Linked DNA regions of Mus musculus: all the other regions are linked to region 1. A link is a loop called in an ENCODE intact Hi-C map of the cell type or tissue named here. Cell type or tissue: left cerebral cortex. All regions are shown on one strand. Region 1 overlaps Plxna2 (plexin A2). Region 2 overlaps Cd34 (CD34 antigen). Region 3 overlaps Plxna2 (plexin A2). Region 4 overlaps Gm51784 (a long non-coding RNA gene). Region 5 overlaps Plxna2 (plexin A2). Region 6 overlaps Plxna2 (plexin A2). Region 7 holds the start of Gm16897 (predicted gene, 16897).

Region 1 (4,000 bases):
TTCTGGGATATTGGGGAAGAATGCAGCAGGAAAACCTCTCCATACTTTGCTGTGAGAAATGGTGTTGTAGGAAACAACTCTAGTGCTGCCTCACCCATGGGGGAAGGGCAGAGGGTAGGGAGGTAGAATTAAATAGCTCCTACTAACAGTACCCTGGATCTCTCAGGTACCAGCCAGTTCTTCCCAGAAATCTGCCATGTACTGAGTGACACAGGGTACAAGCTCTGAGCAACAACCTTCTTCAGGAAGGGAAGGAGGCTAGTCATGGCTAACCCCACCCTGCCTTCTTTGCCTGGTGCCTGGGGGGGTGTGGTTGTGCAGTTCTCTCCCTCAGCACCAGACATTGCGGTTGTGGTTCCTTGAAGGCGGAAGCTTTTGCCCTTCTATCCTTGGGCTTTGAGTTACCACATTTTTGGCAGCACACAAGCACAAGATCAATCTGCACCTATTTAAATCTGAATGTGTTCTGATTCCTGCTTTCAGTGTCTGTGTGGCTTGCCATAAGGGGCAGAAACAGTAGCTCAAATACTCAAGTAATGTTCTCTTAACACCCAAAGGAGAAACCAAAGCTACAAGGTAGGCTGTTTAAACATAAAAAAGAAAGTCTGTGAGTCTGAGTCTTCGCAGAAGGTGGAGCAGGGCAGAAATGGGGCCTCCAGAAGGCTCTGGAAGCCTCTGAGGGGTGTGTGTGTGTGTGTGTGTGTGTGGTATGTGTGTTGTGTGCAAGTCTGCACACACATGCATGTTGGGGGTCATAGAGGGAAAAGAGTCATTTACCTTACCACATATTCAGTCTGTGCCCCAGGGCCCCTCCCCACCCTGCTTCTGAAAGACAAGTTGAACTTACTGTTCTTTCTCTCATCCTGAAAGTAATTTCAGGCAAGGAAAAGCAGGATTAAACTTTCATAACCGGACACATTTATCTTGTTTTGCTTCTTTCTTTCCCTATGTCCTCCCTCCACTCCACTCTTGACCCTCAGTAAGTTTAAGCCAGAGGGAAGCTGAGATTAAATATCAGGGGATGGTATCAGATCTGGAGGGACACTGATCTCTGATTCCCTGCCCATCCCCAAACTTCAATATTTTTCCATCTACCATTGGACAGTTATTATCTCTGTGGATGAGAGAAGCCTCTGCACTCTATGCCTGTTCTCCCTCAATATTGTCCTCCTTTGAAATGAAAGGGGGAATTAGAATTCAGAGACAGGCTCCCAGGGAGAATATGAAGACAAAGATTAAGTCAGTGATACAACGTTGACATGCGTTTAGTTCCTGAAAGGTCTTTTTAAAAAAAGTCTCCCTCGGAGCAGTGTTGCCACTGCTGAGACTGGCTGGAAATCCACATTAGGGAGTAAGAAGACGAGCAGGCCTGTGACAGGGACTTGGGGATGGGCCAAAATTTTACTTGCTGGTTTAAAAAAAAAGGCAAGAGTCACTTGATGAGACATCCAGGACTGAACTGCCTGCTGACTTGAATATAACATCCCTTCCCCTAGCCACCCAGACATGAACTGTATGGGTTAAGCCTCTCTCAGCCCCCTAAACCCAGACAAGTCCTGTGGGGCTGGCCTCTCAGAGTTATATCTATACACACACACACACACACACACACACACACACACACATGCATGCACAGGAACCTATACATTCCCTATGATGCTAGCCTCCCCTGTAAGCCTGGTGAACATTTTATAATGAAGCTGATCCTTACTTCTTGGGCCCTTCTCTCCCCTAATCTCATTCCTCTGTGCCAAACAGGGCTGAAAAGTTCCAGCTCTGCCCTCTGCCATTCCAGTTGTGGTCTCTGAGCAGTAATGGCTGGGGGTTTCCAGTATAGCCCCCCCTCCCCCGGTTCCCCCCAAATAAGAAAAGAAAAAGCACAAAAGCCAGTATTTCAGAACCTGTGGTTTTGAAGAGTCCCCTCTAGTGGAGAAAACCTGCTACTTTGGCTTCCTGCATCCCAGAGCCTCAGGCTCTGAGCTCACTGAAGGAGCCTGTGCCTGGGGCTCAGTCACTGGCTCTCCCATCTCAGTACACTGTCAGTATCTTTATCTTCCCTGTGTCTCCTGCCTGTCTCTCTGTTTATCTGAGACCTTGTCTACATCCTGACTTCTATTATGGCAAGTGCGCCTTCATGCCTGTATCTTGAGCTACATGCTCCATTTCTACCTGCGTTTCTGTAGAGTTCAGCAAGGCAGCTCTGATGAGCCAAGTACTTTGGGAGGACCTCCTATCAAGTGATCTAACCTCAGATATCTAGAACAGGACCACAGGCCAGAGCTGTTCAGAGTCTTTAGTGAACCAGTCTTTCGGTAGGAAGAACAAGAGGCTTTGTTCAAACTCCCTTCTCTATCCCCCGCTAACTCATTTTCAAACAAACTGGTCACTATTTGTACCCAAATTGCTTGGCGTTCCATGTGAAGCCAGACCTCTCAACTCAACCAGCCCTTGTCTTCTCCTCAGTCGCTGGCTGCACCCTGACATGTAAACAATTGGTAAAGCCTGGACAAATGGACAGGTAAGGAGGGATGCTTAAAGAAGAAGAGGGGAGAGTGAATGGGTCAGGTACTATGCCACGGACTATAGGAAGACAGCAGAGAAGGCCAACACCAACCACTCTGTTCGGAGAAGAGAAGACTGCCGGAGAACACCTGCTGGTTCTCAGGGTTTCCCAGAGATAACCTGCTACCCAGATGAGAGACTAAGCCAGACCAAGTCAGGATAATGATTAACCAGCTGCTGAAGCAGGGAACTTTCTGGAGGAGCTCAGTTGTAAGCCTTTCTTGCCACCCTCCCTTCCTTCTCTCATCTCATACTAGAACTCCATAGGGACCTTATCCCCAACAAAAATGATTCTCACTTCTATTCCTGCCCTCCAATCTAATATTGAGCAATGAGTTGTACAGAGGTTCCATATCCCCATATACTAGGAAGTAGGGCCCAAAGAAGTCTGGGGGCTGAGCAGAGGAAAGGGGTGGCTTCTTCAGACCAGCCATTTCCAATAGGCGCAATGGGACCAGCTGTTTGACCCCAGCGAACTGCCTTTCTTTTTGTCTCCACGGGGGGGGGGGGGGTCACCTTTAGAAATGACCAAAAAAAAAAAAAAAAAAAAAAGCAGGGGATGGCACACCCACCCCTCATTTGCTCTAATCAGGCATGAAATCTTTGTAACTAAGTGAAAAAACTGTTTCCCATAAGGGAATCGGTTCCATTCATCATTGTTTGAACTGAGCATATGTGATGGGAAGAAACAGAACACTCACATAGAATGAATTGATAACAGACAGCCCTGGGGGGAGGGGTAACAATGGGAGAAAGGTAGTGTTGGGGTGCTGTACATATTAGCTGTAAAAACTTCACCCAGCACCTCAAAACCCGCTTCTCTTGCTTTCCTGTAGGCAGTCTTGGATTATTCCAGCTAACAGACTGTAACACAATGCTCCTGTCTCTTTATGATCTGCATGGGGTTAGGAGGGGGGTTGGCTCTGGTTGCCTCTCCATTTGCCATAATGGACAGAAGTATATTGTACCCTAGTCTCTCTGTGCAGAGACAGCTGTATGGCAATGCAGGAAGACAGCTGGGGAGGGGGGACTGGAAACAGGAATTGCCTCCCCGACACCAAATCCTGTATCTTCCAGAGGCAGTCATAGAAAGCAAGGTGGAATAGAAACCATAAGGCTCCACAAACAGTGATGACTCCAGTACCAGAAATATTTCGGGATTGCTTGTGCTGGCAAGCTTAAAGCTCCTGCCAGCTGCTGTCCTGTGTATTTAAGCATGTCACTGGCTTCCCCTCCTGCTCCTGTGTCTCCTTGCCCATGAAATAAAGATTAGCTGAATAATCAGGAGTATTTGTAAGCAGGAGAGGGGGCCTAGTAGAGGCTGTTTTTTGAGGCTTCCCAACCTTATTTAGAGCACATAACTCCTGCAAAACAGATGCTGAACTTAACCATCTACCACATATACAACTTCTCCTGGTCAAGGATGTTGGAGGGCAGT
Region 2 (4,000 bases), 340 kb before region 1:
AGTCCAGAAAGCAGCAGACAGCAGATCCCCTAGAACTGGAGTTACAAGTCATTGTAAGCCATCTGTTGTGGATATTAGGAGCAGAGCCTCCATTCTCTACAAGAACAATGAGCTTTCTTAGCCACTGAACCATCTCTCCAGTCTCTCTTCTGCTTTCTTTAAACAAATGTTACTAAAGAGGTTTCTTTGACCAATGAGCTAATTACTTCTGAGATTCTGTCCCACCCTATTGAAAACATGGGGCTGTCATTTGTGGCATAACAACTTTTTATATATTATTTTCCCCTTTTTTTCACAAATGGGGAAACAGAGTGAAGAGGATTTGAAATGTAATACAAGGTCACATAGCTAATATCAGATTATCCAACTGTAGCTTGTCTGACTCCAAAGACTCATAGGTTGACCACAAAGCAGCTCAAGCAGGTCCAAGCAGTTCTATTCATGGACTAAGTGTAACTTAGGAAATCCTTCTGTGTGAGCTCAGAGGACAGTGAATTGATTCACCAAGGCCAATGACATTCCAATGAGTTAAAGTTTAGAATAACTGTTGGTCTATAGTTTTGTGTCTGAGACCCTTACAATGCCATAGTCCATCTCTGCTGAATGACTGCCCTGATTACTTCATCTGCTGGTGCTGCTATCCCTGAATTACATTGTGTGGTGTTCATCTTTGGTAAGCCATGCTCAGGGAAGACAAAGCAGACAGTCTTTTGCTTATTGAATACTAACGTCATATGTAAATCAATTTCATCAATTTGTTTGCCAGTGGTGTCTAAAATGGCTAGCCAAATTATGGAAGCTCCTACAAAAAGTTCTACAACGAGCTATGAAAAGAAATGTTCATTGCTGTCCTAGTTTTGTCTCTGTTGATACGATCAAACACTGACCAAACTCAACTTGGAGAGAAAAGAGGTTACCTGACTTATCAAGGCTAATTAGGGCAAGGACTCAAGACAGGAACCTGGAGGCAAAAACTGGAGTAGAGATTGTGGGAGAATGTTCCCCACTCCCCTGTTCTCAGGTTCATATCCTGCTATCTTTCTTATACTTCACAGAACTGCCTACAATGATCAACAATTCAGAAAAACCATATAGACATGCCTACATGCCAATCTTGTAAATAAAATCCCTCAAATAGTGTTCTGTTCCTTGGTAGCCATCATGGTTATCAGGTCAACTCTTAAAATATCACAGTGATTGTCTGCAGGCCTCAGTACTAAGGTTTCCATCTCTACCAAGGGGTCTTGGAACATATTGAAGAGGAAGCTTATCATAGTTCTGAATATTACCTGAAGATGTTTGTGTATTTTTACTAAGCTAAAATATTTTGCTGTCTTTCTCCTCTTCTAGAGCTCTTTGAAAGCCTGCTTTATCCTGCCTTTAGAGCAGCAGCCACACAATGCCCTTGATAAAGACTTGTTGAATGGCTAAATTGCAATAGAAAACCCTTGGGCTATGAGTAGGTTTATAAGGAAATGAGTAACATCCTATTGCAAAAATGTTGTTAGCCTATCCCTGAACTTATGCCTTGGCAAAGGGACATAAGTTTGATTTGTTTAGAAGAGATAAAAAGAGGGTAGTATACTTGTCCAGACTTGAAGGACACTGTCATATATCTGTTTATATGTAAATCTGGCAAGAGTCCATTTGCACAGTCATAATGAATGTAGAGCCTCAGATCTTCCCAGGATTTTTGTTCTAGGCTCAGGACCTGCTAGGCTTTTGAGTCCTGCACAGTATACAGTGGTGAAATGATGCAAAAATGTAGTTCTAAACTCACTCTGAAACATGCCACTGGCATCAAGATACCCAATTAAAAGAACCCAGAAGCCTCTGCAGAAGCACGGGAAGCAAAGATGAGAAGAAGCCTCATGCTCAGGGCATCCTTCCTAAATCTTTGGTGTGGGTTTGCTGTACACAAGGAGTGGAACTAAATGTATCGTTAAAGTCCTTTCCATTGTTACCCTGCTATGCGTGTGAGCATGTGCGTGTGTGTGTTAATAATGTGGTAAACAGGACTAGATTGTTAAGGGTAGGCTGACACAAGAAAGAAACCCAGCAAACACAAGATACCAGTACTGAGGCTGAACAGTGGGAGCCCAGCAGGGCCAGCAGGTGGTGCCATTGCTGCATCATGATTTTTAGGCCGGATGGGAAAGGATGTTTTAAGGAAGCAAATGAGGCCTTTAGAGTAAGCTTCTAAGCTATCATGGACACTACTCATCTATCCCCAGAACATACACGTACCTTTCCCCTAAGCCTTTACCCTCAAAAGCTCAGAGTAAAATGATCCTGAGGCCCAGGTGCTGTTTCTCCTCCCTCTAATGTTTCCAAAGACTCTATTCCCTGAACCTATTACTTCCAGACACCACTAACCAGGGCCAGACCCTTAACTGGTCATTCATTGTAAAACATGTTACCAAATGGAAGCTAACTAGACTTTTATGTTCAGTCACCATCTTGCCTTTCTCTGATCCCCCAAACAGTCACCACATTTTGGGCAAGGTCGAGCCTTGTCCCTTAGTTTCCCTAATCCTAGGGAGAAGTTTCCATTAGCAAAGTTAGACAAAAACTAGAAATAAATAGGTTGAAGATGTGTCTGATTTTGACAAGATAAGACTTAAGGAATACATTTTTGTTTAACCTCTGACTCCCTATGCACTTAGGGGTGTTTCTAGAGGCCTCTGAAAGTCCAGCATCGCCCCTTTCCACTTCTTGTGGCATGAGGGCAGATCACCTAGAATCTGGTGTGAGCAAGTGCTTATATGTGGCTGCTGTAATCTGGGATTGGTAGCCAGATACAGAATAGAGCTCACATAGTCCTGCCTGGTTGTGCTATGAGCTGGGTTAGAGGATGCTCAGATAATATGAATCCTTTACCCCCTCATTTGTATATTTTGCATGCAGCTGCTTATATGCCTATCTTCTCAGAAAGATGTTTCTGAATACCTAACATGCCTCACCCCTTTGAAAGAACATTTCAGCCTGCCCTTCTCCCTACTATGGAAAGCTTTCAACCTCTCTGCCTCTCAACATGGAAAGGAACTTTTCATAAAGTTACAAGTTCTGGGTGCCCTGGCTGGTACCTGTGTCCCTCTCCTATGGCAGTCTTCTCCTTGGTTGACTTCCCCCATACTGCCATACAATCTTCCCAAGCCTGATATGGAAACCAGTCGGTCAGTTAGCACAGTCAGCATTATAGGGCCACATCAAATATTTCATCATCAATTTAATTACATCATTTTCACTCATCACGTTTATTCAGAAGAGAATACACCCAATCCTCTCATCTCTGGAAAGTTTTGTTCCTAGCCATCATTAAAATCAGGACCCCTGTTCTCCCCTTAACCCCAGGAGAGGAAGCTTATAGTCTTTGTAGATATTCTGAACCTCTGATCACAAAGGGTTATAAAATAGTGAAGGGGTTTGGACTAGGAAAGGCACAGACTGAAAGGAATCTGCCAGGGGACTGAGGCCACAGCTCCCCCAGGAGTCAGAGGAAGGGGGAAGTCACGTAATTTAGAGAAGGCCAAGGGCCTCAGAGCAAGAGTATTCCTTTGAAGAGCTCAGGTCAGGAGGTTTAGCTCAGCTGGGCCTGGTAGCTCAAGCTACTTGGAAGCCTAAAGAAGCTGTGTGAAGCTCTGGGTTCAAACCCCAGCAATAAAATAAAACAAAAAACAGAGGCTCAGTTCAAAGTCTAATTCCACTGTCCTGTCTAGGTTGAACCAATGAGATTTCTGTGTGGGCCCAAGGGATCAGATTGAGCTGTTGCTCTAAAACATTGAGCAGACTCCAGACAGAAAGTTGTCCTGGCCTCTGTAGACAGACATTCAGGAACAGGTGAACAAGATAGAAGTTGGTGACTAAATCCACAGTGTCTTGAAGTTATAAGGGATGCATTTTTTAAGGATGTATTTTAAAATAGCACTTTTCTGGCTGTACCCTTGCAAGGGAGCACATGTCAGTGAATACCTTGGTTTCCATAAAGTAGGGGAAGAAG
Region 3 (4,000 bases), 80 kb before region 1:
ACTCAACACACACACACATCTCCACACGTGCTCACACCTCCTTGCACACACACTATATACCCCACACACACTCACATCTCCCCCACCACAACACACATATCACATACCACACATACACATAACTCACTCTACCTCCCTACACACACACACACACACACACACACACACAACCCCATCCTTAGTTGTCCCAGCTGATAGAAAAGTCTCCCTAGTTTGTCACTGGAGTCCAGCTAACATGGCCTTCAACCCCTTACCAATTATATCCCCAACTTTTTCTGTCTTTGTACCTTTATTTTACAATTTGTTGTATTGTCAGGATCCTAATCCTCCTTGCTGATCTAACCCAAAAGCCACCACCTCTTCTACTGACCGTTTAGCCTCACAGTTGCTGGACTGTCTCCTAGTAAAGTTACATGTGTGAATATAGGTAGTTGTCTCCTTAAATTAAGGACCCAGAGAAGAGACTAGACTGTATATGCCTTTCTAGGCTTGGTACTGCTGTATACCCTGCCAGCTCTGGTACTACTTGATAGCTAAAGGTCTGGGTCCATCTGCTTAGACTAGCCAGGTGGATCCAAGTTAGCACAGTTTGCATTCAGTGCCCATTGTTCTTATCAGGTGAAACGTCTTATGCCCATCTTTTCAGTGCTTACAGCCTTCTACTTATAGCCTTCTGTGGTCAGCTCCTCCATTATCCTCACATTATAAATGAGAAAGGCAAGGCATGAAGGGGTGAGGTGATGTCCCCCAAAGTCACAGAGCCTTGGGCAGAAAGTTGGGGTCTGAAGTGTTGTGCTTTCATTATTCTAGGTCTCTGCCCATCTCTAAAAACAAAACAGAGAAGGGAAGAAGACTTCTTGTCCCACCTCGTTCTTCCTGCCATGAATCTTTGGACCCTGGAAATAGAAACATTCATAGAGATGACCACTGGTCCCAGTGGACTGGCAGAAGATCTCAGGAGGAAGTATTATTATAGTCCAAATATTGCTATAGAAAGAGCTGCAGGGTCTCAAGGCTGGTAGAAAGTAAGTGTTGAAGTCAGGAAGATAGGTCAGAGCTGGGGTTGAACAAGGATGATAGAAGGAGGAAGAAAGCACTTATCTTCCTATATCCCCAGCTTCCATCTCAGGGGTACCCATGTATCCTGATCTATCTGACATCCTGGTAGAGCCTGAGGGCACAGAAGATAGAGAGTTCAGCTTAGTAAGAGGATTTACTCCCCATGGCTTTTAACAAGAGCCACCTATGACAACAGACCCCTAATTAATTCAACTCCAGGCTTTTCCCACTGATCAAGGTGTGGTTTGGGAAAGGGTGGTGAGCAAGAACTGTCTCATCCACTGCACCTGTCTCTGTGATGGACAGATGCTAACTTGCTCCCTGGCTTCACTGTTGAGTTCTCTTCTAGTCACCTCACTGCTGGACACCTTCTTCTCAACACATACTGATGCTCCACAGCTGTTGGGCATAGTGCCAGCAAGGCAGGCTCTGCTGGTGGCAGAATGTAATACAGCAGGTGCCAGGTTCTTACAGGAGATGGGAGAGAACTGAGGTTGGCCTTGGGCTCATGAGGAAGAAATTCTTCACTGCTTTTACCTGAACATTAGCAGATGTCCCATGAGATACTGGTTAGTAAAGCAGAAAGAAGGCTCTTCCCCTCACACTGCCCCAGTCCTCTTGATGCTGAAGAAAAGGCTTCAATTGTCCCAGATGCTGCATACTACCTGACCTTAGCCAGAATGGCACCATTCCCAGGAGCTGGCTGTTGCTAAAGGTTGTGTAAGTTCAACAGAAAGTGACCCAAGAACGACATGGAGCAAAGGGACCCTAAGATTTTCCCAAAGCTGTGTCAAGTTCACAAAGGCAAGAATCTACAGTACACAAGACTTCCCCCAGCAGTCACTTCTCAGGGCTATGGGTTTCTTTCAAGATCCCCCAATTCCCATATGTCACCTCCTTTCCCATATGCTACTGTCCCTTCATAGATGATGACTTAACTATCCAGGGTAGGGATCACACCAGAGTATTCAGCCTCAGCTAGGGGTGGTAATTCCTAATTTTCTCAGGGACAAAGTTGGCAAGGGCCATGCCACCTGCATGGCAGTGCTTCAGACCAGATGAAGAATAAGATAAAGAACATAGAGAAGCCAGAGAAGTTGGGAAGGGATGGAGAATAGGGCTGTTCCCGCCACCTATAGGTGTGGATGGGACCAAGTTGAGGAAGACCAAGCAGGGAGGTAATTTTCAGGTGGCAGTGGGTCATTCTACTCTCTCCTTTCCACGGGAGCAGGCTGGGAGCCAGGAGAAAAGGGAGGGCTAAGTGCAACCAGCTAGGGCATTTGCTCTTGGAGCTACCAGCCTATCTGGGGAGGTGGCTTCTCTCTGGATGAGAAGGAATAGTTTGCTAGGGTCTCCACAGGGTCTATGCTGGGGACCAGAACATTGAAGCTACTGGATCCACTAGAGGACAGCAACATTCTGCCTCTGACCATTTTTTTTTTTTAACTTCCTAAAAAGGAGTAAAGTGAGGGGGTGGCTTTAGTCCTTAACCCACAAGGAAAGCAGCTGGAGCGGACCTACCCACTTTTAATCTGTGACTTAGAAAGAGCAGGCTTTTGTGCCAAGCACTAAAGCATCCCCCTCTGCCCCTCCCACGCCCCCACTCCCCCTACACTTGCTTCTCTTAAAAGAGCTCTGTACCTCTCCTGGGGCTGTGATCATTAACTGAACAGCACTTTGCTTCTTGGTGCTTTTGACAGTTTGGCAGTGATCTGGGGAGTACTAGAGAAGCTGCAAGGAAGCATGGGAGGGAGGCAGAGGTGTGTTCAATAGATCAGCCTATGTATGCTGATTCTTGGCTCTGCTATAACCCTATACCTGGTTACACTGGCTCATGGCATGCTGGGTGAGAGTATCTGGGAAAAGTGGGGGCCATGTGGATTTTCATCTCAGCTCCTTCAGCTACCATTTGGAAGCTTTAGGGCCCTGAACTACAACCACTTCAGACAGAGATTCCTCCAAGAGAGGTGGGAATGAGCATTGTTCGTTTTGTCTGATCCTTGAACCTTCCTAGGGCTAAGTAGGGAAAGGGCTGAAGCTGAGGGCTGGGTAGCCTGTGAAGTTATCCAGGCAGAAGAAACCCAGTCACTATTCAGCACCACCTAGGGCCTGGGCCTTTTCTAAGAGAAAGGGAAATAGATGGAACAAAAAGGAACTCACAGATACCTATCAAGTTGTAACATAAACCTGACTCGATGTCAGGGAGGAGGTAAATTTTGGCTCCTGAAAAACCATCTCTGATAAAGCACTTCCAGAAATGTCCTAGACAAGTTTTAACCACAAGGAAGGAGGTAACTCAAAAAAGGCAGTGGGTCGGTCTGCAGTTTCCCAGAGAGCTTTGTTCTTCCCTGGTTTTCTTATGGCTTCTCTGTTAATGCTAAAGCAGCTATGAGCACCAAGCACCTTACACTAATCCTCACTTTACCATCAAACCCATGTCACAGATTAAAACCTGGGACTCAGGCAGGTGAGGCAAATAGGCACAAATCACACAAGCAGCCAGTCCAAGCAAGGCCTGAACTTGAAGCAGTGTATTGGTCTCCCTGAAAGATGCCCAGCTTTGCATTTTGTGTGATGTTAACATTTCATTGTCCTTCATTTTAACACTCATCTGTTTTCATCTGAGTCTTGATCTAAGTGCCAACATAAATTATAAATTCCCAAAGGTAGAAGCTGGATCCAAAGTCTTCATTTTATTCAACTTTTGTTTTAGCAGCATGCCATGCTCAACGGGGTACTTTTAAATTTCATTCCATCCTTGGTCAACTTAGAACTCTGGAAAGCCACAAACTTGGACTACAAGATCTTAACCAGTAAGCTCTCTTTCCTTTATGGTCTCAGATGCTTTTATTGTTTGTTACTTCATGGGAGTGCCTCCCTGAATATTGGTTATTGCATGGATTTCATAGCCTTGGCACTTGATGAGGGGTTAATATTATAA
Region 4 (4,000 bases), 290 kb after region 1:
AGGGAAATCTTTGCCTATAAGGGTAAGGTCTGGAGATGCCCTTATGGGATGAATTTCATGTTCTCAACAAAGCAGACACAACTCCATCACAGCCTACCCACTTCCTCACCCAACACTTCACTGCTTCCAGACACCTAACTTTTCCCTTGCACCCCTGAGTTTAGAATATATATGCTTCAGCAAGCATATATGCACAGGAGGGTCTCTGCTTCTTCTACTAGCACAAAGATCTACCCAAAGCTGTCTCCCCTATCTAGGACTACTGTAACTTCACTGGCCTCAGCCATATTGCTTTTATGGAGGTTTTTTTTTTTTTGTTCCAAACAAAAACAAACAAACAAATAAATGAAAAAACCAAAGTATAGATTTTTATAACTGTGTTGGTATAAAGACTCCTGAAACACAGACTAAATTCATTGTTGGGTATTTAGTTGTATGATACTCATCTATTCTTCTGAGTGAAAATAAATTTTCATGGGCTTCTAAAAATGCTTTGGGCTTGGCCTGAGTGCTGGGCTCCTAGATTATCATACCTAGACAAGTCTACCCCGTGTCTGAGAGGCTTTCCCTTCCTTGACAGCACCTAAGACCTTCCCTATCCCTTATATTTCATGATCTCCTTTCTAATACTCTACCCCTGCTTTGCTATCTGTTTATCCTGTTTCCCACTAACCTGAATACTGCTTGAAAGAAAGAACTGCTTTGTCCACTGTAGAATTACACGTAAGGACCCAAGGATCCAACCTGCAGACAACATGGAACAGGTTCACACTGAGCTGTACCAAGGAGAGGGAAGCTAGTAGGAGCTAGTCTTTCAGGTGAAAAAGTCCTGCAAAAAAGGCTGAGGTCAGCACAATGATAACTATGGCAGTGTGGTGGGAGTGGAATGAGGTTCTGTCTTGGCTGTTTCTCTTGTTAGCAGGGGTTTGACCCACCCACGGGCAGCAATAGACCTGCTACTGTGGTCAAAGTGACCTGTAGATCTGGGAGGACAAAAGGCTAAGTTACTTTTTGGCCAGTGAGGCTTCTATGCCCCAAGGTAAATGCTGTCCGGAACCCAGCAAAGCAACCTGCATGAGAGGGTCCTGTGTGACTACAGCAAACAGAGAAATAAAAACAAGGCAATCAATAAACCTGAGAAATTTCATAACTATGATTTGGGGTCAGTTTGGCTGGAGGGGAGAATTTAATTGCAAGGCTCCTATGTCTCAACTGCCTAAGGCTAGCAATTGGAGTGGGAAGATGGAGAGCCAATGCTGATTATGAGCAGAAACTGAGGGCTGAGGGTACAGGGAAGCCTGACAACCATCTGTGGTTAGAAGACTGCAGATGAAGGTACTGGAAAGTAGGTGCTTTGAATCTGGCATTTCTGCTTTGAATGGCATTGAACTCAAGCAAAGTGATAATCTGTTTTACATTCTGGGATTTGTTTCTATAAAAGTAAAAACCCAGTAGATACTATACCTATACTAACTAGAATATCATTTGGCACAGAGGGATAAGAAGCTTACGATTCAGTCCCTAACTTCCAACAGCTAGATAGGTTGTATGTGAATCTCCTCTATACAATGACAGTGTGAAGTTAAAGCCCTCATAGACCTCCGGGCTATGAGGAAAAGCAAAGAGCAAGAGAGAAGTGGGTGTTTGGGCTGGAGCATTGACTCAACTGTTAAAGGATAGGCTCACAACCAATAATCTAAGAGAAGTGGGTGTTCATGAGTGGGCTGCAGTGCTGAGCTAGTTCCACCTGCTAATTTCACTGTTAGGCTGTATTGAGATTCTCATCATCCTGTGGCAGTAATGGGAAGACTTACAGTTTGAACATGTATTGTTCCTCTGTGGGGCTTGTTACTAAAGGCATGAAGGCATGGTTCCTAGCCAATGGCAATATATAGACACACACACACACACACATATGCATACATGACACACTACCTTTTAAGAGCATAATATAATTACATCATTTCCCCATTCTCTCCCTTCCATATACCCTTCCTGATTGGTGAAACCTGTAGATGTACCTTTAAAAAATGTTCTGGGAACTAAGTGGGGCCTAGATAGATGTATGGCACTGGGTGTGTCACTGGGAGTTGTATCTTATTCTAGAACTCTCCTCTTCTCTCTTCATATAAAGTGTTGCCTTTTCTATGTGCTTCTCCTACCATGACTACCTGTGTCATCATCAGTCCAGAATAAACATGACTAAGGACTCAAAACTCTGGAGCCATGAGCTAAAATAAACAATTAGCTCTTAAAGTGGATTTCTCAGGGTTCCTAATAGCAACAAAATGTTCTAATAGGAGCCACAAGGAAGATATTAGGAAGGCAATATAACACCCAACCCCTTCCCTCTTTTCTCTTTCCCTGCATCCTATCTGCTACAAGGCTATCTGATTTGGTCCATCAGGAACTCTCTGTCATGATACTTTGCCTCACCATAATTCCAAAGTGACAAAGCCAAGTGATCCTGGACTCACACTATAAGCTAAAGTATCTTTCATTCTTATACATTGACTATCTCAGATATTTTTGTCACAGTGATGGAAAGATGTTTCAGATTTGATCTCATCTGAACCACATTTTAATTAGTCTTTGTGGGTGTGCTTTTTAGATAAGATAATGGTTATCTACAGTGATGATGTCTCTTCCTCAAGCTCCTGCTGCCTTCTTTCTATTATTGTCATGTCATTATTCAATCAAAACCAGTCTTAATTCTCCCTCACTCTGCATTTAGGGGTCTGCTTCAATGCTTTTCTGGTCTTGGAAGTTCTTTCCTTGTAGCCTCACTTGGGTTGAGTCACAACTCAGTTTATCCTTTTCACTCATAGTATCATGGTGGGATGGTATACACACAGTGCCTTGTTTGTCATTCCACCTGTCTCATTCTATGTTATACTCTTCCTGGAATATCTTCAACATTAAAGTGGCTTTTCGTCACCTCTTTAAGGAGTCTTCACTCAGGCATTCAACGGAAGCTTTATTTTCAAATGACACAAACTTGTTTTGAGCCCTCATTCTTGATTTCATAACTGCACTGACTGAACTGTCTAACAACTATTAATGGACAGTCATATTTATCCATGGCTGGGAAGATAACAGATGAAGAGAATTCTGTCCAGCTCCTGCCCTGGTGGCACTGAGTTAGGGGATATTACCAACCCAACTATATTTCTAAAGAGCTATCTGGCAGGAGTTACCCCACAAGCCTACATTCCTAGCAAGTGGAACTCTTTACTAACCTCCTGAAGGGTGGGCTCTTAAGTTCATCTGTAGACTTGGGGATGGTATGTATTATTACTGAGGAAGCAGTAGCCTACTTCAAGCTTCTTCAGTCATTGGTGATCAATGGCTTTTTCTTTAACAGGAAGATGCTCCCCTGAATCACAAATCAGATGGGATGGCATGTACACAGTGCCTTGCTTCTTCCTGCAAATCTGATGAAGTTTCATTTGGAGTGTAGAAGAAGGGTCATCCACACATTAGATGCTCTCACCTATTCAATTCTGAGCATTGGGAAGCATAGTAGAGTTGTTACCATCATGATGGAAACATCTGAGTTTAGGTCCATTTTTTTTCCACTTTATTATGACCATGTACAGCCAGCCCATTTAACCTATTTTTCTTATATATAAATGGAATAATCACAACATCATAGCCTATATCTACTTTATAATTTGCCTAAGAAACATAGCATGAAATCATTGAGAAAAGTGATCAGACAGAAGAATACAAGGTGAATACATGAAGTTAGGCAGAGACATGCCCAATGGGGGAAGAAATTAAGAAGCATAAGGATGTGTAACATCCCCACCAAGATCTCAAAGAACATTAGGAATATAAATTAAAAGCATTTATTAATTACCTTCTGTTATCAGTTGGTCAAAAAAGACTATGACCAAGTATATATATATATATACAAACAACAATCTAGGAGTCAAGAGAAGCTCTGAGGCTATACATGAGAGGTGCATGATGAAAACAAGAGGAGAGTTTGTGGGTC
Region 5 (4,000 bases), 62 kb before region 1:
AACTCAGTTAATCTGTGTGGCTGGGGGGTGAGCACTTAAAAAGGTAGGTGGAAACTTATTGTGAATAGCCAGGGATACCTGTGATGGGCTTTGTGAAACAGTGTGTTCTGCTCCTTTCTCTATTTTTACCTCTCTGTTTTGACACTGCCTTCAAAGAAAGAACTCCAATGCCCTTCCAATAATTGCTGTTATCTCCTCTTCTTTTTCCCCTGCACTGATTACCAAACATGGCCCCAGCACTGCTCAGCTGTGACTGGCATCTAGGGCTCACAAAGGCCTGAACTCAGCACAAGACAGCTGAGCTAAGCACATGTCCTGACACTTACCTCATCATGTGAAGTCTGGCTTCTGAGTTCATTGGTTGCTGACTGTTCCCAGTTTGCTAAAATCTTCTTAACAAATCCTCGATGTCAGAGGAGCTGATTACAGCATGCCTCTGGCCAACAGGAAGCTTGCTGTTTATTCTCATTCACAGATGTGGGGCTGTGACATATTTCCTCCAACAAGGCCACACTTCCAATAGTGCTATTTCCTATGAACCTATGGGGGCCATCTTCATTCAAACCATCACATCTGGTGAAGATGTGTAACAATAGAGGACTTTGAGCCAGCCTTGCTCTCTCTGGGTATAGCTGCCTTATGGTTCATGCAAGAAGTAGTGCTAGAAATGGCTAAGAGCAAAATTCAGAGCCAAGCTCTCCAAGATGGATTCAGGTTACTGGTGCTTGTGCATCCAATTATTTCATATAAAAACTTCTAAGCAGATATATCTAAAGTACTCAGGATATGAGCAGGTGCAGGAAGTATTAGATGTGTCCTCTAGCATTTCAGCCATTTTTCCATGACACCAGGGATATGGGATTGGTAAGGCTTCTGAAAGTCTCTTGAAAAATCCCATAATTCTAGTTTCTTATACTGTGAACCATGGTTACATTTTAGACTTTATCTAGGATTTGCTGAATGCTTACCATGTGTGAATGTATTATCTTAATTGTCTTAATTATCTTGAAACAAGCTCTGTAAGCCCCATGTTATATTCATCAAGAGCTAATACAAGGAAGTCTCAGAGAATCCCAGTGAAGTTCTCAGTATCAAATAGCAGATATGTGGCACAGTGAAACTCTCCTGTGGTTCAGCCTAGTCTCTCTCTGCAGTGGGACAAAGGAACAGACTGATCTTTGGTGCATAGCTGTCTCATCTGCAGAAGATGTAAGGACAACTCAGTGCCTCCCACGATTCAGCCAGATCAAGGGCTGGAGTTAAGTGTGTGTGCTGAGCCCATCTCAAGGGTAAGTGGAGGGCTTGCCAATAAAAATGTTACCAGCTGAACCAGCATTAACTAGCCATATTGGGAATGAGATGAGGGGAACTAACGCTAATCCCCTCATTACCAGCTTGACCTGCAAGAGGGCAGCCAGTTAGGACTCAGGCAACATCTGTTACTGCAGCCTGCTCAACTCTCATTCCTGGAAAATGTTGCCTGAGCACAAGCATTCCACAGCACACATGTGAGTATGCATGGAGACACTGTGAGATTGTGTGCATCCATGCAGATGCTGTTATGCAGGGACTATTTTGCATGTGCAAACACTGGAGACGTGTACATATATGAAAACACAGTGTGCATGCATGTATACACTGTATACATATATGTAGATATTGCATACATATAGACATTGCCTGTGTGAAAACATTGTGTGTGCACATTGTGACTCAGTGTGCCCATGTGCAGATACTATATGTAAACATACACAGATACTGTGCATTCATGTGTAGCCATGTGTGTTAATGCAGACATTTTTGTGCATACATTTAGATACCATGTGTATGTGTACTGTGAGAAGTTATAGATACATGTACATACATAACACTGAAATACATACATCATTGAAAGAAGTAGAGACCCAAAGGTTCAGCCCTTTGAAAACAAAAGAGAAGTTAGCAGAATACATGTGTCGGGCCAAATGTCTCTTGGGGAAGAGTTCTCAGATTGTTAGTCTTGCAGTTACAATATAATTGGGTTTTTTTTTTTCAAATGTGTCCATAGTTTGCCTATTACTGCAAGGGCTGTACCTACCACCTTGTACCAGCTACTTTTAGCAAGAAGCTTGAAATGTGGGAAAGAAGGAGGTGGAGACTTGGAAAGTCCTGGCAACTATTTGCTTGGGGGATGGTGGGGAACAACTCACTGGAGTACTGTTCTATTCTTGCAGAGATACCAGGGGGAGGAGGGGGAGGAGGAGAAACACAGAAGGTAGAGTCATAAGGATCATCAGTTGGTGAAGATAGGAGGGAGCAGGGGCTATTAGAGGGAGGGAGGCACGGTCCAGCTCCCTGCATGTTCATCAGCCAGATGTGGAGATAAGGAGGAGACGGTCTAAGGCAGAGCACAGAATGGAAACTGGGAAGGAAGGGTAGAAGAGACAGGTGACAAAGTCTGCATATCTAAGCCATCAGTGGCAAGTGAGAGGAATTTCCATGCCCTTGTTAGGAAGACGCCAAGATTCCAGAAGTTGATAGGCATTAAGCTGACTGGGCAGACAGTAAGTTCTGCCAGTCTTCCAGTGCTGGTATTACTATCATGAACCACTATACTTGACCTCTTCTCCTTGGGTGTTGGGGATGAAACGCATGGCCTCATGCTTGTAAGGCGTACATTTTATTGACTACTGAGCCATCTCCCTACTCCTTTGCTTGCTTTGAGGTTCTCCCAGGCCTATTCCTAGGAGGTTACCATACACCTTAATAGCCTTTCAGCTTCCTCTTTTTTTCAGGCAATCAAGCTGGTGTCCCGTGTTCTTCCTCAGTGTCTTTGAGATGTAAGGGAAATTGGATTTGGCTCCTGCTAATCTGAAACCTGCCCAGTACTGGAAATTCTCTGGCCTGGTTTGGCCTGTTACTACTGTTTTGGGAAAGCTGGAAGAGCCGGGAGCCAGCTGTGGTTAGTACTTTGAACACTAACGACTTTGTAGAAGTTCCTGAATGCCTTAGAAACAGATCACCATGGCTATCCACCATCTCACCTCAGAGAAAGGATGGCTGACTCAGCAGAAGCTGGGAAGTGCTACCTGGAGACTCCTCCCTGAAGAGGATATAGAATCTAAAGTGATACCTTCTGGGGAGAAGGCTAAGGGGAAGATAGAGATGAGGCGATGGAGAGGACACATTATGCTCTTATTGTTCATACTGGCCCACTAATTCCAGCTGATCATCTCACAATGATAAGGTCTCAAGCATAGAAGGTTGACGCTCCTTTCTGAGGAGTTACCCCCCTCCCCTCTACTGCATCATTCCAGTTCTGGTAGGTCTTATGGGTCTACAACACCTAGGAAGGGACAGAAGCTATTGACTTGAAGGAAGACTCAATAATGTGACCTTGGAAAGATCCTATCAGGGCAAAGAAAGCCCCTTAACAACAAAGAGGTGAAGTCTCTTGTTTCTTTGGTTTTGCCCTTGGCTTTAAGGCCTGAGGTAGAGGCCTGAAGCAACAATGTTTTCAACAGTAACCCACATTCTCCTGGTAAATGGGCCAGAAGCCTGAGAAGGCTAATTGGGTACTACTGCAATTCATAGACTCAATGAGAGATAAGGCCCTGGGGTGCAGAGGTCAGTTTTGATGGAGGGTTAAGAAAGATAATCTTCGGGGCTGGTGAGATGGCTCAGTGGGTAAGAGTACCCGACTGCTCTTCCATAGGTCCGGAGTTCAAATCCCAGCAACCACATGGTGGCTCACAACCATCCGTAACGAGATCTGACGCCCTCTTCTGGTGTGTCTGAAGACAGCTACAGTGTACTTACATATAATAAATAAATAAATCTTTAAAAAAAAATAAAAAAATAATAAAAAATAAAAAAATAAATAAGTAAAAATAAAAAGAAAGATAATCTTCCTCAGAGTGTGTAACCAAGCCTGACAACCAGAGGCTGAAGTCTGACAATTGAAAGACACCTAGAGGCTTAGGTGGGGTTACAGGGTGGAACCAGATTGATTTCTTATTCA
Region 6 (4,000 bases), 98 kb before region 1:
TCTCCCCTTTTATAGGTCAAGTAGAACACCCCCCCCCATCCAGGAAGCCTCCTCTGATTCAAAGCTGGGAGGATCTTGATGTGTTTCCAGCCCTGTACACACTTGACTGTCAGCTATGCTTACATGTTCCTCTTGTGTGTATGTGACTGTATGAAGACAAGCCTAGTGCTGCAAGCATTTGAGCCCTAGGTGGCTACTGGATGAGCCTCTTGGTAACTGAGTGGCTGAGACACTGACCTCATCTTTGCCCATGACTCCCTTTCAGTCTTCCTTCCACTGAGTCTACCCACCCTAGGCTTCTTATCTTTAAACATTGCCTGCAGGATGGAAGCTGAACATGATCTGTTTCCTAAGCTGCCAACAGCTGATGGCAGCTGGTGCTCTTCCATCTGGTGGCAATTTCAAATCCCAACCTGTTTGCAGAGAGGAATGGGGAGTGGGAATAACAGGTATGGGAAAGGAAGGCTAACTTATTCATAGTGGCAAGTGCTCAGGGAATTGAACCATGAAATGTCAAGTAGAGATACCAGGTTCCTAAACTGGGCCCAGAGAAAGAGCATAGAGCCTGCTAGAAAACTGCAGTAAAGTTTGGGTCGCAAACAGTGAAAGCCAAGCCTTGAAAGAGAAGTGTCAACCCCCACTACTCTCCTGCAATGGCATAGAAATAGAACACCTCTTCAGGACTGACACTGCTCCTTGGCCATGTAGGGATAGTTACTTCCTTCACACAAGTACCCACCAGTACAGACATACTCACACCCAGGTCAGCTTCCAAGCACAGTGTTCCCAGTGCCCTTTGAAAGAATTCATTTCACAAAGGGGAAACTAAGGTTGCAATTAGCCTTGACTCAGCCTCCCAGATGACTCATAAGACAGATGCATCATTTTCTGTAATCTACCTACCTTCCCCTGAATCCCTTTATAGACCTGAATTTGACCCTAAACATTCTCATGTAGACAGCCCTAGAGAGAATCATTGCTGGGCATGAGTGTGAAAGCAGTGTGCTAGACTCACAGGCAATGAAGACAACCTTACATCTTTATGTGAACCTGCATAGCTGGCCACTTCTGGATGAGGGGTGAGGCTTTACTTGAAGAATTCACAAGAGGTCAGCCTCTCACCTCCGAAGGGCATCATTCATAGAGCCTGGATCAAAGTTCTAGGGGGTATTTATGAGCCTATGTCATTGTGAATGAGAAGCTTGTAGAAGACTGTTCTGTTCCCATCTCTAGTCTCTATACAATCCTCTTATGTACAGCTTGCACACCTACTCTGGAGGAGGCCCAGGACTTCAGACACTACCTCTTCCCAAGAGTTCTCTTTCTCTTCTCCCTCTTTCCTTGGCTCATGATGAGTGTGCTTCTCTCAACACCTTTGAACTGTATCTTCTCATCATTGCATCACTGTCCCAGTGATTGGTAGATAGAAATAAGGGTTGTGTTTTTTTTTTTTCACAATTCCTCTGATGTTGCTCTCTTTTGTGTTGATCAAAACAAAACAAATCAGACTGTCAGTGCCTGACTGAAGCCTAATTGGAAATCCAAAGTGGCACTAAATATTATGGTCTAAATCAAATACATTCAGTTATCAAAACTGAATACTGAGAGCACTAGTGTCAGTGTCAGAAAGGGCTGAGTAGGAGAAGGCTGAATTCTGGAGTGTCATTCCATCTCTGCCTTGCCATCGTCTTGGTAAGTCCTTTCTGAGCCTTAGAGCTCTCTAGCTGGGACCAGCAGTTGAGGGAATCCTGGCATTCACTCTTGGATGGTACTGGAGAGGCTGACTGAGGCTTAGCATCAACACTTTTTGTTTTCTGTACCTGCTCTCCTTGCAAGGGTTTCCTTTGTTGAGGACAGGGTGGAAGAATGCATGCACAGGGGGTCGTGAGATTACTGTGGGGTCTCTGAATGGCATTGGTGGTAGTGGAAAGGATAGGAAGGCAAAGGCTTTGCCATTGCCCAGACTTGCACCTCACTCATATTTCTACCCCCAAGAGCTCTACAAACACCCAGTTTAGGTCATTAAACCTCGAGGGAGCCTTACATCCCTTATAGGTCTAAAATGGGTAGTTAATTGTCTTTCAGTTTCCATTAAGGAGGAGAGAGCATTCTTGGCAGGACCCTGTATATAGTACACAAGCCAGTGACACAAACCTCTTTGTTTTTTTCTCTCTCCCTTTCTTTCTTTCTTTCTTTCTTTCTTTCTTTCTTTCTTTCTTTCTTTCTTTCTTCCTTCCTTCCTTCCTTTCTTTCTTTCTTTCTTTCTTTCTTTCTTTCTTTCTTTCTTTCTTTCTTTCTTTCTTTCTTCACTTTCTTTCGACACTGAAACAGTGTTGGCATCCTTTAATTGGGTTTTTAAACAGACTACCACTTCCTTGGAAGAGCCAGGTTAGGAGAGCTTGTGTTTTCTGGAGCCTGGAGCCCTTGATAGAGAAATTGCAGGATGGGAGCAGGCACAGCAGGGGGCACTGTTTTCAGAGCTAGAAATAGAGCTTTGACTGAGGAGGCCTGGTGCAGAGGCCCAATCCTGCTGTTTACCAGCTTTACTGCTATGGGCAAATTAGCAAGCCAGACTTAATTTCAGTTTTCTTATCTATAGAAAAGGCTGGGAAAATAGTACTCATTAGCTGAGGTCACGTTTGTTAACTAAAAGAAGAAAAACACTGGCATAAATATTAGATTTCAACACATCTTAAATAAGGCAAAGCTGAGAGGCCAGGCAACCAGTAGAGATTATACTATAGGTGTGGTTATAAATTGAATCTTGCTCTGTAAGACTTGGCCTGGTGATAGGCATGGGACATGACCATAAAACCATAATTACAATGCTAACATGTATTAAGCAGGCATGCAATGCCAGATACTTCTCTGAGTGCTTTTAAGGCATTAATTCATTGAATTAATTCACTAAACACTGAAGCAGAGACCACAAGTAAACACATTTACACACGGTGTTACTGAAGCAGAAAGGTGAAGCAGCTTGCCCAAAGCCTCACTTCAGTTAGTCCTGGAGCTGGACTTGATGGTAACTGCTCATAGTAGGTGACTGCCAGCCTCTTTAAAGGTTTACTCTTTGTTTTCAAAGTCCCTTTGGAGATCTAGGCCCCCTTTTCTGTGAAACAAAAGGCTGCCCTTCTTAGATAATCTCTAAGGCTGACTAGCTCTGGATCCCTGTATCAAGGCAAAGAGGAAACCTTTTCTGGAGACTTTAAACCTGAAGGGATCCGTGTGAGAACACTTCCTGGAGGGTTCAAGTTGCCCCACTCACTGAGCACTCTGAATATGGACAGAGGAATAACCTAATTCTACTTCTTACCAGCAAAATTTGACAGCCCTCCCTAGAGCAGGACTCCTATTTTTTTTATCTCTACCCAAAACCCACACTTAATAGTGCTGTTGTAGTGAAAAGAGCAGGAAGAAATCATAAGGAGACTATCTCCAGGGCAGACCTATTTATAAGATATTTGCTGGACCATTCCTTAGAAAGACAGCCTTGTCCAAATCTGCATATGCAAATGACTTACCAGTGGACAAAGCTATGCATTATACATGGTAGACACTTAATGGTCTGCTGAATGAAAGAGGCTATATATGCAAATGATATGCAAATCTCTCCGAGTTTAATTTGACTCTTGGGAACATCTTCAGTGACTCTCTGGGGCCTAGGTTGTTTTAAATTTTTTAAATTAAAACTTTGTACACACAACCACTGCTTCCTTTTGGCTGTGCTGAGGGAAGCCGCAGTCAAGTTGGGAAAAGAATGCTGGGCTGAGCCACGTTAACCAGCATTAGCCCTGTGTCTCCTGATGACAGAGATTATAGTCAGGGCAAGTGAGTCTCTGTTTGGGCATCTGGAATTAAGTTCCAGTAATTTCCTATCATCCTATTCTTGGAGCATCACTATGGGCAGTTAGGGTGTCAGCCACCAGCAGTTACTAGAAAGAGAAATCAAAGCCCCTGCCAAAGCTCAGAGTGGACTCCCCAGACCCCTGCCCATTTG
Region 7 (4,000 bases), 350 kb before region 1:
TGAAAGAGCAGGAGGAGGAGGAGCCAGATTTTTCCACTGAAAGGAAAGCATGATTTTCACCACTGCTTCTGTTGCCCTGGTAACCAGGGACAGCCCAGTGGAGAGTACAGTAAAAGAACACCATGTTTATCTTTGCTGTCTGATCCACTTCCCTGTACACCCTTCCCTGGCTACCTCTTGTCCCCTAGGCCTGCTTCAAATGCCTTGTAATGCCAGCATCACTGTTCTAGTCTGCTGCTCAAAACCTCAAGGTCAGAACTAATCCTTATTATCAAGCACAATGTATGGATATGTTCCACATCTTGGAGTCATTCCACCATATCCACCTGCCATGCCGGGGAGAATGGCATCCACTTAACCAAACAACTCACTAGGCAGGATGAAATGGAGAAGACTGCCCAGTCAGCACCTTTCTTACTACTAGACTCCTGGGGTACACTGAGAACCTGCTTGGTCAAACCCTCCTGTTCCAGGATCAGAAGGAGCCTGTCTGGGGATGAGCTGGGAGAATAGCTCTATCCAAAAACTTCCACAGATCCTTTCTCCTACATGGAGATGGGCACCCTATCAGTGTGACCTCAGAACAGAGACAGAGCTATCACCATGGGAGATTATATAAGTGTTGCATAACATGGTGGCACCATTAGCACCAATGCAGTTATCCAATGCCACTGACAGGCCAGGAGTGGAAACCAGCCCAAGGGGCTGGCATACAATCCTCTTGCCACCAGTGCCAAAGAAACCCAGGCTCTTACTGCCTCAGCCCTGTCTATACCTGCTCCTTCCACCCCAGAAGACAGAAAGACTTCCCTGGCTCTTGCATTCTTCTTCCCCTTTTGGGTGGCAGATGGAGGCCACAACACCAACACCACCTGGCTAACAGCAGACTCTATACGACCTGGCAGGAGGGCATCCAGGAGTCTGGGAAAGGGAGGGGTAAGGTCTAGAGACCCCTCTATCCTGACACAACAAATGATGCAGCAGCAACAGGTTTGGCTGTGACAGCTGTCCTCTGCTCTGCCATTTGCTGTCTCTAAAAAACAAATTACGCTAAAAGGGGGAGGGGAGCAGGGCGGGGGAAGTGGACCATATTTGGCAAATGCTAACTAGGAAAGGGTCCAGAGTAAATTCACCCTGTTTCCCCATAGCCCCATTTTTCCTAAAGGAAAGCTAACCCACCACCTAGGAACTTTAACTGTAGCACGTAGAGCTGTCAACAACTCCGACCTATGCTGCTCCATCTCTGCTGCTGCCTAGGTTGCCAGAGCAGCTACCCCGAGGGCTTGCTCCTCCCCCAACTTGGCGGCGCAGGCGTTTGTGGCTAGTGGCTACGCAGGCGGGTCAGGGGCCCTGATGGCCAGTTCAGAGCTCCATTCAAGTCTCCCATCACCACTACCACACCCACGTTATTAATGGGAGGGTGTGGGACCGCAGAGAACCTGCCCGGTGGCATCCCCTCTGGCTGCACCTGCGTGTCCCAAGCTACGCCTTTCCTCACGCACCTCCGATCCTCTGAAGAGCTAGAAGGAGCAAGCTTCTACGTCTCGAATGCACTGCGCCGGTCCTTGCCCCTCAACCACCTGTCTCTGCTTCCCTTCCACGAAGCTTCTCCAAGTCGCCGCACCCCTGTTGCAGTACCACGCTCGCCGCCTACTGGGAAGCCGAGTCACGGGGCACCGTTCAGGTTCTTGCGCCCCGGTCTGCGGCCCCTCAGGCCTGCGCCGCCCAGGCCGCGATCCGCGCCCGCCCGCCTGTGAGGCAGCAGTGGAGGGGTAGGCGCGGCCGGATCCGGCAAGGAGAGGTCATGCGCGGCCGACCGGGCTTATCCCGTGCCGCAGCTCCTACCTGAGGCCGCCGGCTTCCGACGCTGCACAGCAATCGCGGCCCCAATGCGCGGCGACCCGCGGAGGCGCAACACTGCGGACTCCGCTTCGAGAGCTCCGCCCGCTCTTCCCACGCTCCGCGTCCGCGCCGCGCCACCCTGCGGCCAAGTTCGGCGTTGAGACTTCTGGGAACGCGGTCGCCGCCGCCCTTCTGTCTGAACTGCGGCAGAGGACCTAGCCAACTTCAGTTTCACCGCAAACAGGCCCGCCTTAGCCTGAGTGCTTCTTCAGAGCTGTCCAGATCCTCACTGGTCCTGGTTCCTCTGCCCTGTTCTTCCAAAGTTTCTCTCTCGCCACGCCTCTTATAAAGTAAAGGGTAAGAGATGTGGGTCGAGCTCAGGGAACCAAGGGCCTGTGTGGTGAGATTCCCAGATTATGCTTCTGTCAACCTGTAAGTTCTTGCTCAGGAGATGTTTTCTTGAGAGTTCTCTGACTTAGACCCTTTAGATAATTGGAGAAGAGCTGTCAACCCTCTCTCTTTCCAGAAAAATGCACACCCACACAGAAGCAGAGATTTGTATTCGGGGCATTTTGAAACTTCTCAGATTACCATAACCACCAACTTCAGACCTCTGTAGGTGTCCATGTCAGGCAAACCAGTTGGCAGTTTCTGAATCTGCCACCTTGCTGTCCTTTTGGGACATCTTCAACAGTCTCCGGGCCTATGTTTCTGACTAAAAACAAAACCAACCAACCAACCAACCAACCAACCAACCAACCAAACCTTTTTGTAATCCCAATGATGGGGAGTGGAGCGGGCTGGTTGCTGGCCAGTTTAGCAGAAACCTGAACTCAAGATTTAGTGAAAGATTCTGTCTTGAAAAATAAGATGGAAAGGACTAGAGGAAGATAAAGGGTCTCCACCCCCTCTTTAAAGGCTAACACATGAGCCTCTTGCTCCTTTATGATTTTCCAGCATCGCATTCATTCTGCTATTTAACCACTGTTAGATATACATGCACCTGTTGCTATTTCTGCAGTTGATTGTAAAGTCTTTTAAGATCAGTGTTTTGGAGCCGGGTGTCGAACGCCTTTAATCCCAGCACTCGGGAGGCAGAGGCTGGTGGATTTCCGAGTTCGAGGCCAGCCTGGTCTACAGAGTGAGTTCCAGGACAGCCAGGGCTATACAGAGAAACCCTGTCTCAAAAAACCAAACCAACCAAACAAACAAACAAAAATCAGTGTTTTCCTTCTGCAACTAAGGTAATTTACATGGTTACTTTATTTTTCCACAGTTTTAAATATTCCAAGTGAAGGAGTTCAGGGGAATAAAAAGCCCAGGGAGATACCCAGAGGAAACTATACTCTGGTTGCTCCAACACCAATATATATTCTCCCGTGGCTGGAAAACAAAGTCCTCAAGGTGGTGAAGTTAATCTCATTTCCTTCTCTTCTGGACAGAAGCAGCCTCGATTCATTGTTTGTTAGAGGGAGCTAGGATACGAGTTCATGCAGAATGCATCTGTAAAGCATCAAATGTTCTACCACTAGTGTCCATGAGTCCAATAAGGAGCGCCATCCCCTACCCATCATTGCACTTGATAGAAGAAACCACAATGCCATCAGGTATTTTTCACTTCCTACAAGTTGATCATCATGTTCTATGATTTTCCCTGGGAGATATATACAAACCAACCTATGACAGCCAACAAAACAGTTCTACTCAAGTTTAGCTCAGTGAACCAGTGAATGTATTGGGGTGCCTTCTAGGAACATGGATGACTGAAGGTAGCTGCATCACCTGAAAAGCCCACTCTCACCATGAGTGACAACTCATCAAATCTGCAACTGTGGAACTTCCTGCCCTATTTACAGACATCTTCTCTCCCCAGCTATTGTTATTACTGCTTATATAACCTTAGGGAGGGACCTGTAGCTTGTAAATTTCAGGAGCTTCTTGAGACTTTGAACCCTTGTAAATTTAGTTTGCTTCCTGAATCTTAAGAAGATTGCCTCCAGGAGAACATGTTTCAGTAAGGAAGCAACTCTACAGTACATCATATCTATACTCTTCTTTTAAAATCAAATCTCAGAGGTCCTCTTCCTCTCTATTCTCCTCATCAGGACCATTATTTCTTTTCTGAATTTCCATATTTGTCTCCAGCCCACCTACACTT

The links. Hi-C counts contacts between places; a loop is a spot of excess contacts. Peaks named below come from ENCODE experiments on the same cell type or tissue, not always from the same donor. Only the 100,000 strongest peaks of a DNase experiment are listed, where the experiment ranks them.
Region 2: it touches region 1 in a loop (4-fold over the local background); 17 of 42 quality-filtered maps call a loop at or near these places.
Region 3: a loop joins it to region 1, with 3 times the contacts of the local background. A loop is called at or near these places in 7 of 42 quality-filtered maps.
Region 4: a loop joins it to region 1, with 2.9 times the contacts of the local background. A loop is called at or near these places in 2 of 42 quality-filtered maps.
Region 5: it touches region 1 in a loop (2.5-fold over the local background); 4 of 42 quality-filtered maps call a loop at or near these places.
Region 6: a loop joins it to region 1, with 3.0 times the contacts of the local background. A loop is called at or near these places in 24 of 42 quality-filtered maps.
Region 7: it touches region 1 in a loop (2.8-fold over the local background); 11 of 42 quality-filtered maps call a loop at or near these places.

The regions. Positions count from the first base shown.
Region 1 is chr1:194,622,561-194,626,560 of GRCm38, reverse strand. The region is part of intron 1 of Plxna2 (plexin A2); the gene reads right to left. Among named protein-coding and RNA genes, the nearest start is that of Plxna2, 4.7 kb to the right of the region's middle. In left cerebral cortex, CTCF peaks have their summits at 1,747 and 1,950 (motif pointing left); DNase peaks (open chromatin) are centred at 1,391, 1,972 and 3,642; H3K4me3 peaks cover 2,719 bases; H3K27ac peaks cover 1,586 bases.
Region 2 is chr1:194,960,494-194,964,493 of GRCm38, reverse strand. Cd34 (CD34 antigen) reads right to left here. Exons shown (of 8, transcript NM_133654.3): 8 at 3,202-4,000. The region is part of intron 2 of Gm16897 (predicted gene, 16897); the gene reads left to right. Among named protein-coding and RNA genes, the nearest start is that of Gm16897, 14 kb to the left of the region's middle. In left cerebral cortex, a CTCF peak has its summit at 2,105 (motif pointing right); a DNase peak (open chromatin) is centred at 2,116.
Region 3 is chr1:194,702,130-194,706,129 of GRCm38, reverse strand. All of the region lies in intron 3 of Plxna2 (plexin A2), which reads right to left. The region is part of intron 1 of Gm46202 (a long non-coding RNA gene); the gene reads left to right. Among named protein-coding and RNA genes, the nearest start is that of Gm46202, 16 kb to the left of the region's middle. In left cerebral cortex, a CTCF peak has its summit at 2,464 (motif pointing right); DNase peaks (open chromatin) are centred at 1,544 and 2,604; H3K27ac peaks cover 1,310 bases.
Region 4 is chr1:194,328,398-194,332,397 of GRCm38, reverse strand. All of the region lies in intron 1 of Gm51784 (a long non-coding RNA gene), which reads left to right. Among named protein-coding and RNA genes, the nearest start is that of Gm51784, 11 kb to the left of the region's middle. In left cerebral cortex, no CTCF peak of the experiment used is centred here; a DNase peak (open chromatin) is centred at 1,699.
Region 5 is chr1:194,684,297-194,688,296 of GRCm38, reverse strand. The region is part of intron 3 of Plxna2 (plexin A2); the gene reads right to left. Gm46202 (a long non-coding RNA gene) reads left to right here. Exons shown (of 4, transcript XR_001779695.2): 2 at 1,155-1,289; 3 at 1,395-1,508; 4 at 2,775-3,298. Among named protein-coding and RNA genes, the nearest start is that of Gm46202, 33 kb to the left of the region's middle. In left cerebral cortex, no CTCF peak of the experiment used is centred here; DNase peaks (open chromatin) are centred at 366 and 2,160; H3K27ac peaks cover 1,678 bases.
Region 6 is chr1:194,721,007-194,725,006 of GRCm38, reverse strand. All of the region lies in intron 4 of Plxna2 (plexin A2), which reads right to left. Among named protein-coding and RNA genes, the nearest start is that of Gm46202, 3.3 kb to the right of the region's middle. In left cerebral cortex, a CTCF peak has its summit at 2,463 (motif pointing right); a DNase peak (open chromatin) is centred at 2,466.
Region 7 is chr1:194,974,303-194,978,302 of GRCm38, reverse strand. It overlaps Gm16897 (predicted gene, 16897), which reads left to right and starts at 1,344. Exons shown (of 5, transcript NR_033564.1): 1 at 1,344-2,199; 2 at 3,285-3,449. In left cerebral cortex, CTCF peaks have their summits at 1,774 and 1,979; DNase peaks (open chromatin) are centred at 1,087, 1,279, 1,671, 1,980 and 2 more places; H3K4me3 peaks cover 2,464 bases; H3K27ac peaks cover 2,529 bases.